Linked DNA regions of Mus musculus: all the other regions are linked to region 2. A link is a contact called in ENCODE Hi-C or POLR2A ChIA-PET data. All regions are on one chromosome and are shown on one strand. Each heading gives the region's core, a stretch centred on a gene start or an enhancer-like site at or near the end of the contact. The rest is flanking DNA. Distances are from core to core; before and after follow the strand shown.

What was found. Hi-C counts contacts between places; a loop is a spot of excess contacts on that map. ChIA-PET counts read pairs that join two places held with the same protein, here RNA polymerase II (POLR2A).
Region 1: a map of gastrocnemius shows a loop between it and region 2 (2.6-fold over the local background). The contact joins the enhancer-like site here to the promoter of Hif1a in region 2. A Hi-C loop is called at or near these places in 2 of 37 maps with a recorded cell type or tissue (Patski and gastrocnemius). POLR2A ChIA-PET finds 5 or more read pairs at or near these places in 1 of 5 experiments (Patski).
Region 3: a map of heart shows a loop between it and region 2 (4-fold over the local background). The contact joins the enhancer-like site here to the promoter of Hif1a in region 2. A Hi-C loop is called at or near these places in 11 of 37 maps with a recorded cell type or tissue (T-helper 17 cell, gastrocnemius, heart and 1 more). POLR2A ChIA-PET finds 5 or more read pairs at or near these places in 2 of 5 experiments (Patski and embryonic stem cell).

The regions. Positions count from the first base shown.
Region 1 is chr12:73,809,308-73,813,553 of GRCm38, reverse strand. No RefSeq gene overlaps it. Among named protein-coding and RNA genes, the nearest start is that of Gm8075, 16 kb to the right of the region's middle. Within about 2 kb of position 2,931, at least 2 of the 3 ENCODE cell types and tissues checked have a DNase peak (open chromatin) inside an H3K27ac peak, as active enhancers do; they include gastrocnemius, where a contact is called at or near this core.
Region 2 is chr12:73,905,314-73,909,523 of GRCm38, reverse strand. It overlaps Hif1a (hypoxia inducible factor 1, alpha subunit), which reads right to left and starts at 1,657. Exons shown (of 15, transcript NM_010431.2): 1 at 1,200-1,657. The coding sequence starts at 1,234.
Region 3 is chr12:73,787,477-73,791,344 of GRCm38, reverse strand. No RefSeq gene overlaps it. Among named protein-coding and RNA genes, the nearest start is that of Gm8075, 6.2 kb to the left of the region's middle. Within about 2 kb of position 2,264, at least 1 of the 3 ENCODE cell types and tissues checked has a DNase peak (open chromatin) inside an H3K27ac peak, as active enhancers do; it is heart, where a contact is called at or near this core.

The DNA of each region.
Region 1 (4,246 bases), core at 1,682-4,181, 97 kb after region 2:
TACCACAGTCTAAGCTACCCAGGGTATAGGCCACACCTACAGGGCGTGGTTTTGACTACTTCTTCCTTAGGACCCGGAACTTGGATCCAGAGGGTGACTTCCCAGCATCCCATAGGCTACCATGATGTATGCGAGGCTTAATCACCTGAGGAGAATCTCAGGAGAGCCTCAGGTGATCTTTTCACTGTGCCCTTCCCTCAGATAGCAGCAGCCTCAGCCCTCAGAAAGGGCCAGGAGCCAGTCTCTCAGAGCACAGCTACCACCTTATGCTTAGCCGCTTGTTCCCGACTCTAAGCTCCTTAGCCACAAAACACTGATCCTAGAATATTTTTCTTTCCACAGCTGGATGTTTTCCAGCCTCTCTGACTGCTTGAGCGCTCAGCTCATTCTCAGTGAGGGGTGAGAGTTAATCTCTAATGCTCATCAGACACCCCTGACTCTCCACAGAGCAAAGCCAAAGTCATGGCAAAACACACTTTTATTTTTAAGGGAAGGATATTGGAATAAGTATCATGCTACCACCTTGAATAGAACCAGATTAACAGATACGTACAGATTTTGGGTAATATCCAAGATAGGAACTTGAGGGAGGAAAAACAAGGTTTTCAAAACCTGTAAGGATATAAAGCAAGAGGCCACTCAGACAACCTTACATGCTGAACATACTTGCTGTGAACAGCAGGGTGAAAAGGCTATTTACTGTGCTCTTCTGGGAAAGAATTCTCAATGTTTAACCTTTATAAACTGTTTCAATTAGTCCAATTAGTTACAAAGTTACACTTGGTTTTTTTTTTTACAGTCAGTAAACAATATTTTTGCAAAAGGAATTTGAGATCACCATTTCCTGCCATTTAATAATGTCTTTCCTGTCTCCTTGAAGAAAAAAAAATGCTCGCACTTCACTATCAAAAACACAGTCTTTAAAATGCAGCTTAATGTACGGGTTCTTTCTTTCCATTTTAACCTATCATTTTCAATTTTTTTTTTTTTTTAAATCGGACAGCACTTTAGATCTCTCAAAAGCTCTGTACTGATGCCACCCTGGGGAAGGGAGAGAGGTGAAGACCCTTCGATCGCTGGGAAACAGTTCCCTGAGAAATGGTTGAGGAACAGTCAGTCAGTCAACGTGTTCCATCTGTGTATGGAGAGGGCTCCCAACCAGGTCATGCGTTGGATGTCAGCACCAGGCACTAAGAAGACTATGGTTCTAGACAAATACTCAAGGGCAGGCAGTTGCTCTAGGACCCCTGATTTGCTCCCATTGCCCTAGGAAGTGGAGATGCATGTGTGTGGGAATTAGATTTCTAGAGCTTATGCCTAGCGGGGATACCAGTTAGGGCTTGGGTCAGATGCTAATCACAATAGCCATCAGCAAGCAAACACAGGCTTAAATACGATAATTTATTTTTCTTTCATTTAATCAAGTAAAACCGTAGGCGAGCATTCCAAAGCTATCGAGCATTCGCTGTCTTTGCTTCACAGATGTTAGCTTGTAGCTTTGGGGGTGAGGGTGGTGGTGGTTGCAAGTTGGTGCCAGAAACCTAGCCATTCTGACAGCACTCCAAGCAGGAAGCAGGAAGCAAGAACAAGGGGGGAAAGATGGAGGAAAAACCCCACACACGCAGTCTAAACCCCTCTTAAGCATCTCTCAAGTTTAATCTTGTGCCTTGTGCCTCTACCTTCTGAGCCACAGTTGCCTGAGAGAACACAAGGAAAAGAGAATGTTGTAGTTATTCATCTCCCTTCACCACATTGACTCAGGGTTACCTTAGGAAGATAGCAGAGAACAGGTGGGCAACCTGCCGGGGGCTCCCAATCCTGCACATCTCACCAGTACTTAGGAATTAAATAACATAGTATTTATAACCCTCAAATACATCTTTTCTTTGAAAGGCTTCCTGAGGTAAAGTTGGAAGTTAGCCCCCTCCCCTTTTTTTTTAATGTAGGAATCACATAATATACACTTCACACCTAAATTCTAACAACGGGCAGGAATGTGTGTCTAAGTGTGTGTGTGTGTGTGTGTGTGTGTGTGTGTGTGTGTGTGTGTGTGCGTGTGTGAGATGTGAGATACCGATTCTTCGGCAATCCCTGGTTAGAGGACAAAGGCAGAGCTGTGTTACTATGACCCCAGCTCATGCTTCTAGCCTCAGAGTGTCTGCCATCATCTCTCCCTTCCTTCACTCACTGGTAACTTCTTGCATCTCTCTGGAAATAGAACAGGAGGATTCTGGGTGACAGTTGTCTGCGTTTAACCTCCCATGGCATCCTAGTAGCTAGTCATACTCCATAGAAAGCTTTGGAAAAGTTCCTCTTCGGAGCCTGAGAACATCTGTGATCTTAGAATAGTTGTCATTATAAGAGAGACCCCCCTCTCCCCGATCTTATGAGAATCAGCCCTATGCAAAATTCAGACTTATAACAATGATCAGTGTGCTCCACAGGATGCTGTCTATTGCATCAAGATAATTCCCTTGATAAAGCGAGTCATGCCAGGCTGCCTTAATACAGCTGCACTTAGAATGATTTAAATTCTTACACATTCCATTTACATGAAATTTATAGGGATCCATTTATTAAACGAAGTGCAGATACTCCTATGCAATTCTGGGATCCTCGTGTTGCAAGGAAAGTATTGCTGAGCTGACCCTCTCCTTTGTATTTCCTTCTTCCAAATTTTCCTCCCTAAGGAGGAAATTTTTTGAATCTTATTATAGGAAGAACATTACTGAACACCATTCAATTATCACAATAAAAACAAGTGAACTTTAACGTTACTGGAAGCTTCCATGAACTAACTAGCATCCCTTTTTCTGTGCTGGAAAAGTACAAGTCTCCCTCCCCCCATCACCAAAGCATTTTTAAAAACTTACAGAGAGCTGAGAATCCCCAGTTAAGGCATTGGCCACCTGCCAGGGCCGAATGCTAATGATATCATGGAACTTAGAGCTGAAGGAAGAGGCAGCGCTGGGCGGCAGCCATTCAAGGCTGGCCTTGGCGGTTCCTGGACAAGTTATCCCAGTGGCTATGATTAATGATGTGCTTCTGACCAGTCTGCCAGTGACAGCACATAAAATCGCTGGCAAAAAACTGGGCAGAAATCAGGGAGGGAGAAGACAGCAGTGGGGGGGGGGGGGGGGCTGAGAGTCCCAGAAAACCCTGGAGAGAAGAAAGTGAAATGTATATGTCTGAGCCACTTTGCGGAAACTTAAAACCATGTGTGGATATGCAACGGAACATCTAAGGATGCTAGGGACCAAATATACACAGAGACCAGCATGCTGGACTGAAGCAGAGTGGGGAATCCAAGCATTTCAACAAGGTTGGGAGTGGTTTTTGAGAGGATACTGGAGCCTGCTGGAAGTTTACATTGCAGGAGCCCGGCCTGGTGAGGCCTGTCCTGACTCACCCTCACGGGGCTGGAGTTCACGGTCACTGCTTGGAAACGTTGACATTTCCTTTTAAAGGAATAGAATGTAGAGACCGGATTCAGGACTGCCCAGAGATCCTGTCTGAGCTCTTCTGTAGAGTCCTTCTTCCCCTTTATCTTTCAACAGGACTGAGCTACGACAGCAGTGTGCCAGTGGTAGAGATAGAAGACAAGACCCCAAGTCTCAGAGTGGGTCAAGTGCAGGGCTGGCATCTGTGTGTAGCCATATACTGGTCTCGCCTTCCTTCCCATCCTACCTTCCCAATTCCCTGTTCAGTTATCTCTATCCTATGTCTGTTAGCTGGGAATATATTATGAGCATTTTTCAAAGCTCCTTATGTGATTTTAAACTGTGGATAAAGATTGGTTGCATTTAGGAAGGACACCAAATGCTGGCGATCAAACGTCACTATCTTTTGCTAGTATGTTACCTGGGGTGGGGGTGGGAGGATGCCTTCTCCAGTTCACTGTGGTTCAGGCCACTCACTATAAGTTATAGATGGTCCTGTGGAGTTACAGTTGCCTGGTGAACTATAGAAGAACCAGCCAAATATGAATTTCAGGAAAGGGACCATAACTTTTAGACCTATCTGGATTTAACCTGGCATATATAGGGGTGAAATAATTAGAGACTCTGTCTCAAACAAGACAGAAGGCTGACTTCCACACTTCTGCCAATGCACACACATGCACAGACTTGAACACAGAGATATATACACACAGACACACATATACTACATACACACAGACACACATAGATACACATATATATACACAGACACATATAGCACATACACACAGACATACAGACACACA
Region 2 (4,210 bases), core at 408-2,907:
GAACACTTTAAAACATTTCCAAAGTGCTTCCTTTGGGTGCACACAAACTAAGACCTGGACCTTTTATGGAATAAAGACCAAGACAAGGAAGGGGTGTCCAGAACAGCAGGAAAATGAGTAAGTTTATCTCTTCTGCTGATATGGATAAGGGGAATTAATCTCTTCCAGAAGACTAGAAGGACTTAACAGCAAATTAAGCCAGCCTTGTAACCACAGCTCTTACTACAAACCTTCAACTCCTTAAACTGATTTTCTCAAGGTTAAAATATCGAAGTAGACAAAATTGTGTGCTGGCGGCAGGGGTCGATCTTACCACCACTAGCTGTACTCAATTCTAAAATGTTCTCCTTAGACTCAAACCACAAGATGTTTCATAAACTTACACTGAATTCTCATGGAAGATTTCACACTTCAGATGTATGGTTTTTGGAAACAATTCTTTTCAGGTGTTCCAATAAATTTTCAGTATTTTAACCGACGGCTTTCATCATATATAGCCCCCACTCCATGAAATTACCGGCCTAAATTTAACCAAAACTATCCGTAAGTTATTTTCAGGAGTGAACGAGGCAGCCACATATTGATACATAACGTCTGGGCTCTCCTGACAGGTGATGCAAACACAAGTTTGTAGAAATTGGAAGTTGTTTACAATGATGCCATTTTCCTAAATTCCCGTTACTCTGATGGAGGCAAGTTTTTCCAGATTACAACCAAACCCGCACGTGCAAACTAGAAAGTTAGCGTCTTCGGGCCCCCAGAAGAAACTCCCTAACCTACAAAGGCAACGGCGGCCGCGGCGCAGCGAGGCGGCTCGGGGGAGCCCCGGGTCGGCCTCGGAGGGCCTCGACCCCAGGAAGCTGGCAGCGCGCACAGGGTCCGCCCGGGGCCCGCTGCTCGCGGCTAACGCGGAGGACGGGGAGGGAAGGCGCGGGAGCTAGAGGCGTACTCGGCCCTGGCCGGCTCGGCCGGATGGGCGCGCGGGGCAGGCTGGGCTGCGACGGCGCGGGGCGGGTGTCCGGGGCGGAGACCCCAGCCCCGCCGAGCGCAGGGCCCGCGACTCCCACCCCCAGCGCCAAGATGGCGACGTGGACCGCGGGGGAGCCCGGCGCGTGAGGCTGGGGGGGACGGAAGGGGAGCGGAGACAAAAAAAAAAAAAAAAAAAAAGCCAGTCCACGGAACGCGGCGGCCCGGCTTACTTTTTCTTCTCGTTCTCGCCGCCGGCGCCCTCCATGGCGAATCGGTGCCCGCGTTGTCTTCCCGGCCGGCGGCCCCCGGGCTCGCTCGGGCCTAAACGCCGGCTCTGTCCGCGCGCGCGGAGAAAGAGACAAGTCCAGAGGCGGGGTGGGAGGCGGGACGCCCCCCGGGACGGCGAGGCGGGAGCTGCAGGCTGCGCTCGCTGAGCTCCGGCTCGGGTTCCTAGGCGCTCCTCCGGCTAGCTTGTCAAGGCCTGGCTAGACACTGCCCGCGACGGCGGCGAGGACAGTCCTCGCGTCCCCTCAGCCGAGGAGGCTCTGTGCACTGAGGCGCTGAAGCAGCGGCAGGGGGCGGGCAAGGGCGGAGGCGCGCTCGGGCGCGCGGCGAGGGGAGGGAAAAGCCGAGGGGTGCGCGCGCCCGCTCAGCACCCAACGCGCGCGCCCGCGGGCCCGCCTCACCTGAGCGGAGGCGGGTTCCCGGAGAGCCAATGGTGAAGGACGCAGGCGGCCAGGCCCCACCCCAGCCCACGTTGCTCTCAGCCAATCAGGAGGAGGTCAGCTGAGCCCCAGCTGGGACGAGCTGCCCCGCTCACGTGCTTGTCTGTGTGCAGCTAGGGAGGGAAGAAAAAGGGGCGAGCGACGGGTGCGGCTGAGCCCAGGTCTGGGGGTGGGGGGGTCTCTGCACCTTCAATGGAAAGCTGCGTCTGGCTTTGGGAGGCGCTGCTGGAGCGAGTGGGCTGCCAAGCTTGGGTCCGAGCCTGGCTCGCACCGCCCCGGCTCTCTATAGAGTTCTCTGAGGCTCGCTTACTCCTTAGCTGCGTGGCTGGACCCGGTCGCCGCCCATCCCGCCCGAGTTTCCAGTTGAAAAAAAAAAAGCCAACTTTGCGTTCTGGCAGCCAGCCCCCCTGATGTTAGAGTGGGGTCCCTCCTTCCCAGGTGACCGACACCACTCAGTCTCCAGTCTCCGCTCTTTGCTACACAACAAGGGAAGTCTCCAAGTGATTAAGATTTTCTGGGCCAAAGTTTGACTACTGAGCAAATGCAGATAAAAATATAAAACAAATCCGTCTTGCCAAACCTCTCAAGGGGAGGGAAGTTGCAGGGCCATTTAAAAATAAACTATCTTAAGCATTTACAAATAAACAACAGCTTCAATAAGTGAGAGCACAAGCCTGAATTTGACAAGACAGGAAAAGGCATTGAATAGACTTATTTTGCTTTCATGTTGCTTTAAAAACTGACAAAGATCATCTTAAATGGATGCAGAAAAGGTGCAAGAATTGTTTCAGACTGAGTTTAGTTCACTGTTTAGACTGAAAGAAGAACAAGTCCTTCAACCTACAGACCTTGACAGGACTGCTCACCGGCTATGCTGGGAGCTATGGATTAAAGCCATCATTTTTAGTCGGTCTTTGGAAGCATAAATGTTAGGTCTGTGGGTATGGTGTGTGTTTGTTTTAAAAGTATTCCAAGCCCAACAAAGGAACACTTCGTGCCCGTGTGTGTACACACACACACACACACACACACACACACACACACACGTGTTATAGACACAACTGAGTCTGAATCTGGGGTCTCTGAAACTGACCTGACACTAGACTGTTTAGTATCTCTTCTTTGCCTTGTTAGTACATTGTTACAATCTAACTTTGGGTTGTATAATAATGTAGATATCTATGGTACATTTAAATTGCATTCAAATCCAAAAACAATGCCCTCTAGAAATACACATAATGTCCAGGTCTAATAAGACAATAAACAATGCATGAAGCAACTCAATACTCATAAAGATATGATTACAGCTGGAGATTTAGCTCGGTAGTAGAGGAGTGGTCTAGCATGCACAAGGCCCTGGCTTCAAAAAAGAAGTTAGGACTATATAAATAGATTTGAGCACTATTTTTGTTTGAAATCTAGAACATACCTCTGAAAGAGCTACAGGGTATATATAAAAAGAGTAAAAGACCAAAACTAATTACTTGTTTTTCATTTTGTTTTGTTTTTAATCATGGAAATATATATACATATACATACATACATATATATATGTATATGTGTGTATATATATACATATATTTGTGTGTATATATATATACATATATATATATTACACATATGTAGTGTAACACCCTGAAAGTACAGTGTTAAGAACAATGGCTGCAGAATTCAGAGTGAGCTCGGTTGTAAGCACCAGTGCCAGTCATTTAACCTCTCTGTGCCTCAGTTTATTCATCTGTAAAATGGAGAAGATGGTACTTACGCTGCAGCACTACTGATGGTTATAAAACAGAAAAATCACTTGAAACCACATAGGGCAATAGGAAGCCATCATTAAATGCTGTGGAGTATTGTTCTTGTTATCCCCAAATTCATGCTAGTGGCAGTTGGTCATGCCTCTGTAGACTGACCAGTTTCAACTGTTTAAGTGCCAGTGGTGTTAGTGTGAATGCTTACAGACTCCCTTTTTTCCCGACATTGTAACTTCCCAGAATGTTTGCATCTCCATAAATGAGGGCAGTTACTGAAAGCACCAATTGTTCTTGTCTTATAACTTAAGCAGTTCTCGCTGGTCAGGGATCACAGCTGTAGAATATAATGTTCTTGGAATAAAAATATGAGCTTTGCGTAATAGCAGGTCCAACTCACTTAAAGGTTTTTTTTTTTAAAGCATTTTGGAAAGTTTAAACAGAATGATAATTCAGTGGACAAGATTTTTTGAATATGTATTACAATTTCCTCAAGCTTCCGTTTCCCTTTGTAAAAATTTACAATTTATCATATTTTGTGCATGGCCATAAATAGATACCACCATGGAGAACAGTAATATTTAACCAAGTAGTTAAGATACAAAAGTGCCAAATACTATCTCCTAATTCTGATAATCCTGCTAACAGATCCCTAAAAGGCAAATATTCTTATTGAATAAAGTTAAAATCACTCTTTTTATGAGCTACCTATTAACACATGCATTTCTGTTGCTACCAAATAAGTGCATCTGCGTGAGCAGTCTT
Region 3 (3,868 bases), core at 1,015-3,514, 120 kb after region 2:
TCAGACTGCAGCAGGACAGGTAGAGCAGACCAGCAGTTCCAGGGGAGCACAAACGGCTGCCTCATCACGAGATTAACCTACAAGCTCCTCAGATCTTTCTGGCTCTGCAGGTACAGGGTGGAGTCGCAGTGAACCAAGCGCCGACGTTGCCGTCCCATCCGTGGAGATTTCCACCTACTTTTACTGTTTTGAACTCCAGACAAGAGAGTTACCAGCCACATGATTTTCTATACTAAAAGCTGGAAAATATTTCCAAGAGCCCCAGGTAGAGCCTGGGGCCTAGAGGCCCCTCCTCCCCAGCCCTTATCTACTCCCTTGTGTACTTAGAATATCTGCAAGGAGTCCTCTCTGCATCCCTTCCAGTAAAGCCTGTACGTGGCTGGCACAGGGAACTCTCCCTGGAGAGGAGATGGGTGAGGCGGTGGACACACTTCCTGAAGCCACAAGAAAGAGGAGGCTGCTGATTCATCAGCAGCTGCTTCCTGGACTTACAATGCCGGGCTGCACTGAAGAGTATTTTTCCAAGGTGATGTGAGCTGTTACAACATTCCTGCTGGTCCCCATCGGCCCTTCCTGTAAGTCAAACCAGAAAGTTGCCCAAACCAGCATTCCTGAGCAGCTGAGCACAGGATTCCAGACACAATGTTCCCAGCATGCCTTTAGATCCCTCTTGGAAGCAGGAGTTCATCTCTTTCTGAGCCTCTGCATGTCATCAGCCAGGGCCAGGGGGTTGTTGGGCAGGCCACAAGAGTCATAAGGAAGCGGTATGTGGCATTAAGTCAGCTGGGAAACACAGGCTTTCGCAGATTCCCCTAACAGGAGGGTTGGCTGAGAAAGGAGCAAGCCCCACGTGTCACTAAGATGCTTTTTATGTTCCTACTCTGCCTTGACTCTTGACTGACACAGAAAGCTGCTGTGACCTATACCTGACCTTCTCGGAGCTATGGCACTGGTTTGGAAGTGCCTGTGTTTTATCTAGGTATCTGTGTGTCTCCGTGCAGAGAGTATGCTGTCTCTGTAGGATAGTGGTTTTCATTTAGAATGGAAAACCTCATGGAAGACAGTGAGAAATGTGCAGGGGAGCAAGGACAAATGCCAGATTTTTCCCGTTCAATGATGCCCTACCCCATAAAAAATGAACATTGAAAAAAAAAAACAGACTCATAAAAGCAGTTCTAAGATGCTTTTGTTTTTGAGACATGGTCTCAAGTAGCCCAGGTTAGCCTTGAGCTGACTATGTGGTCAAAGATGCTCTTGAACTTCTGACCATCCTGCCTCCACTCCTGCAGGGCTGGGATTCTAGGCATGCATTTTAACAGCCAGTTTTATACAGTGCTAGGGATCGAACCCAAGGTCTTTGTTCATGCTAGACAAGTAGGCTACACCACAGTTCCTGGTTCTAGGTACATTATTATTTCCTAGCAAAATAAAAAGCTAATGGGAGTGGAGGATTCTGGGAATAAAGCAAGAGATAGGGGCCTGCTCTTAGACACATTACTTGGACTCTACACTACTCTACTATAAAGTGGAAAATGACCTCTTTCATCTCTCTTTCTCCTCTCTCTCTCCCTCTCCTTCTTTCCCTCCCTCCCTCTCCTGTCCTTGATTGATGCTTTTGGTATCTTCAGCCAGAGAAATCCTAAGCTAAGAGGCCCTACTTTGGGAGATGTCAAGAAGACTCATTGGGTAAAGGTGCTTGTTTTCAATCCTGAAGACCTGAGTTCGATACTGTTGTCCACATGGTATAAGGAGACAACAGATCCCTGAAAGATGCCCTCTGACTTTTACACCCGAGGGAGATATGGTATACACACACACACACTTTTTTTTTTTAAAAAAAGAAATGAAACTTCTAAAAAACACCCTACTTATAAAATTAATTCCTTAGTCATGCTAAAAGAATAACTGAAATTTGTAATGAGAGTTAGAGGTTTACAAGTCGTTCTATTTTTCTCTTCACAGTCTTATCAGGTGGGTGATAATATCCCTACTCCCCAGACATTAAGCACTGTTGGTCTCAAGCGTTTTGTAGAAGAGACATTCGATCTATTGTACCACTTAACTGATGAGGGTGAAGGTTGGGAACAGTGCAGGGTGAATGCCCAGTAAGGTTTTATACCCATGTCTCCTGGCCCCCAAGTTCACAGTCTTTATAGCCCATAGCGTGCACTTGGCAGCTGCTGCTGGCAGTCCCTGAAATCAAGGCCATCTCCAGAAGCACATCCTGGGAATTCCAGCTGGGTGCTAACACTCTGAGAAGGCAGTGAGCCAGAAGGGAGGTTTGTTGAGCCCGTGACTCTGCAGAGCTTATCCACAGCACATGGTGCTCCTCACAGGGCCTGGTCTGGTGCTTTAATGGGGTGCAAGATAAACAGAGAAGCCCCCTTAGGCCATGTCTTATCTTGAGGAGGGTGGTAAAAACTTTAACTCTCTCCTCCCCACCCTTTACTTCCGGGCCATTTCTTCAATGCTTCATCCAAGACTTCATTCCAAACAGCTGTGTATCTGACCTCTGAGAACGCTTCCCCTTTAAATGTAATTGTGTTGAGAATTGCATCTGTAAGCATTATATTTACATCATCCTACCTACCTTTCCCTCTCCTCCTGGCAACTCTTCCCATGTACGTGCACACACACATACCTACCTCACTGAGTCCATTTAGTGTTCCTCTTATGTAGGTGGATGTTTGGGGTTGGCCACTTGGAACTGGAAAACCCATCTCCAGGAGTTTTATCCCTGGAGAAAACTTACTTATCTTCTCTTAGAAGACATTGATCACCTGTAACTCTTCATCTGCCTTGTGAAATTTGCCTCATCCTCACTAGCATCTCAACAGGTGTTGTCAATATGCAGGTATTAAAGGCAACCATTATTATTGAGATTTATGGATGTAGCAGCACTGTCATGTTTAAAAGACCTAGTCTAACAGCAGACGTCCTGGTCCCTCCGGTTCTTACAGTCTTTCTGTTCCCTCTTCTGCAATGTTTCTTGAGTCTTAGGTATAAGGTTGCATTGTAGATATACTTACTGGGCAAGGCACTAATGCCCTGTACTTGACCGTGGTGCATCTCTGTAATGGTTCCCATTGGCTGCAGAAGGAAGCTTCTCCAGTGCAGGCTGGGAGCCACACATACAATACCTTGCTAATTTTCTCCACCAACTCTTTGCATCGGGTCTAAGTTGTAGCTGCAAATGTAGACCACAGGCAACGCTCCCAACGCTGCTCCCCTCTTCTCTTCACAGCCTGCCATCTTTGACTTTGTTTCATCCTTGTTCTCTGGGAGATCAAGAAAACTGAAGAAAACTCTGTGATTCAAAGGTATGCTCTTTGTTTCTGGTACTTGTTGAAATGTGCACCCAAGAGAGGGAGTTTAGTTTAGCAAGTGACTAGGGCATTATCTCATTTGGTCCTCAAGAGTGTTCTCGCAGGTGATTAGTACTTTTATTTTATACACAAGGAAACTAAGGTCCCCAGTGGTTTCAGTATCCAGTCTCCCCCAGGCCCCGCTGGCAACAGCTGGTAAAAAGCAGAGCCCAGCTAAACCCATTTCTACTTGGAATGTAAATGGATTTTATTGGACCGTAGCTCCTCTGTTCACTGCTAGTCATCCGAGCAAAATTTTCTCACTACTTGAATTCCAGGGATGTGCTGTTGGGCTTTCTGAAGTAATCACGATAATAAAGGGCCTTATTTTTAGTACTTTCCCATTTCTATAGTATAAATATTCCCACCGCCACCGACTTTAAACTAGCATTGAATTCACTAGACATCGACGTGGGAGAAGATGTGCGACTAACCCATGTGGACCAGCCCAGGACCACTGGAAAATGGAGCAAGTGCACACATCGAACCTTTAATACTAAAAA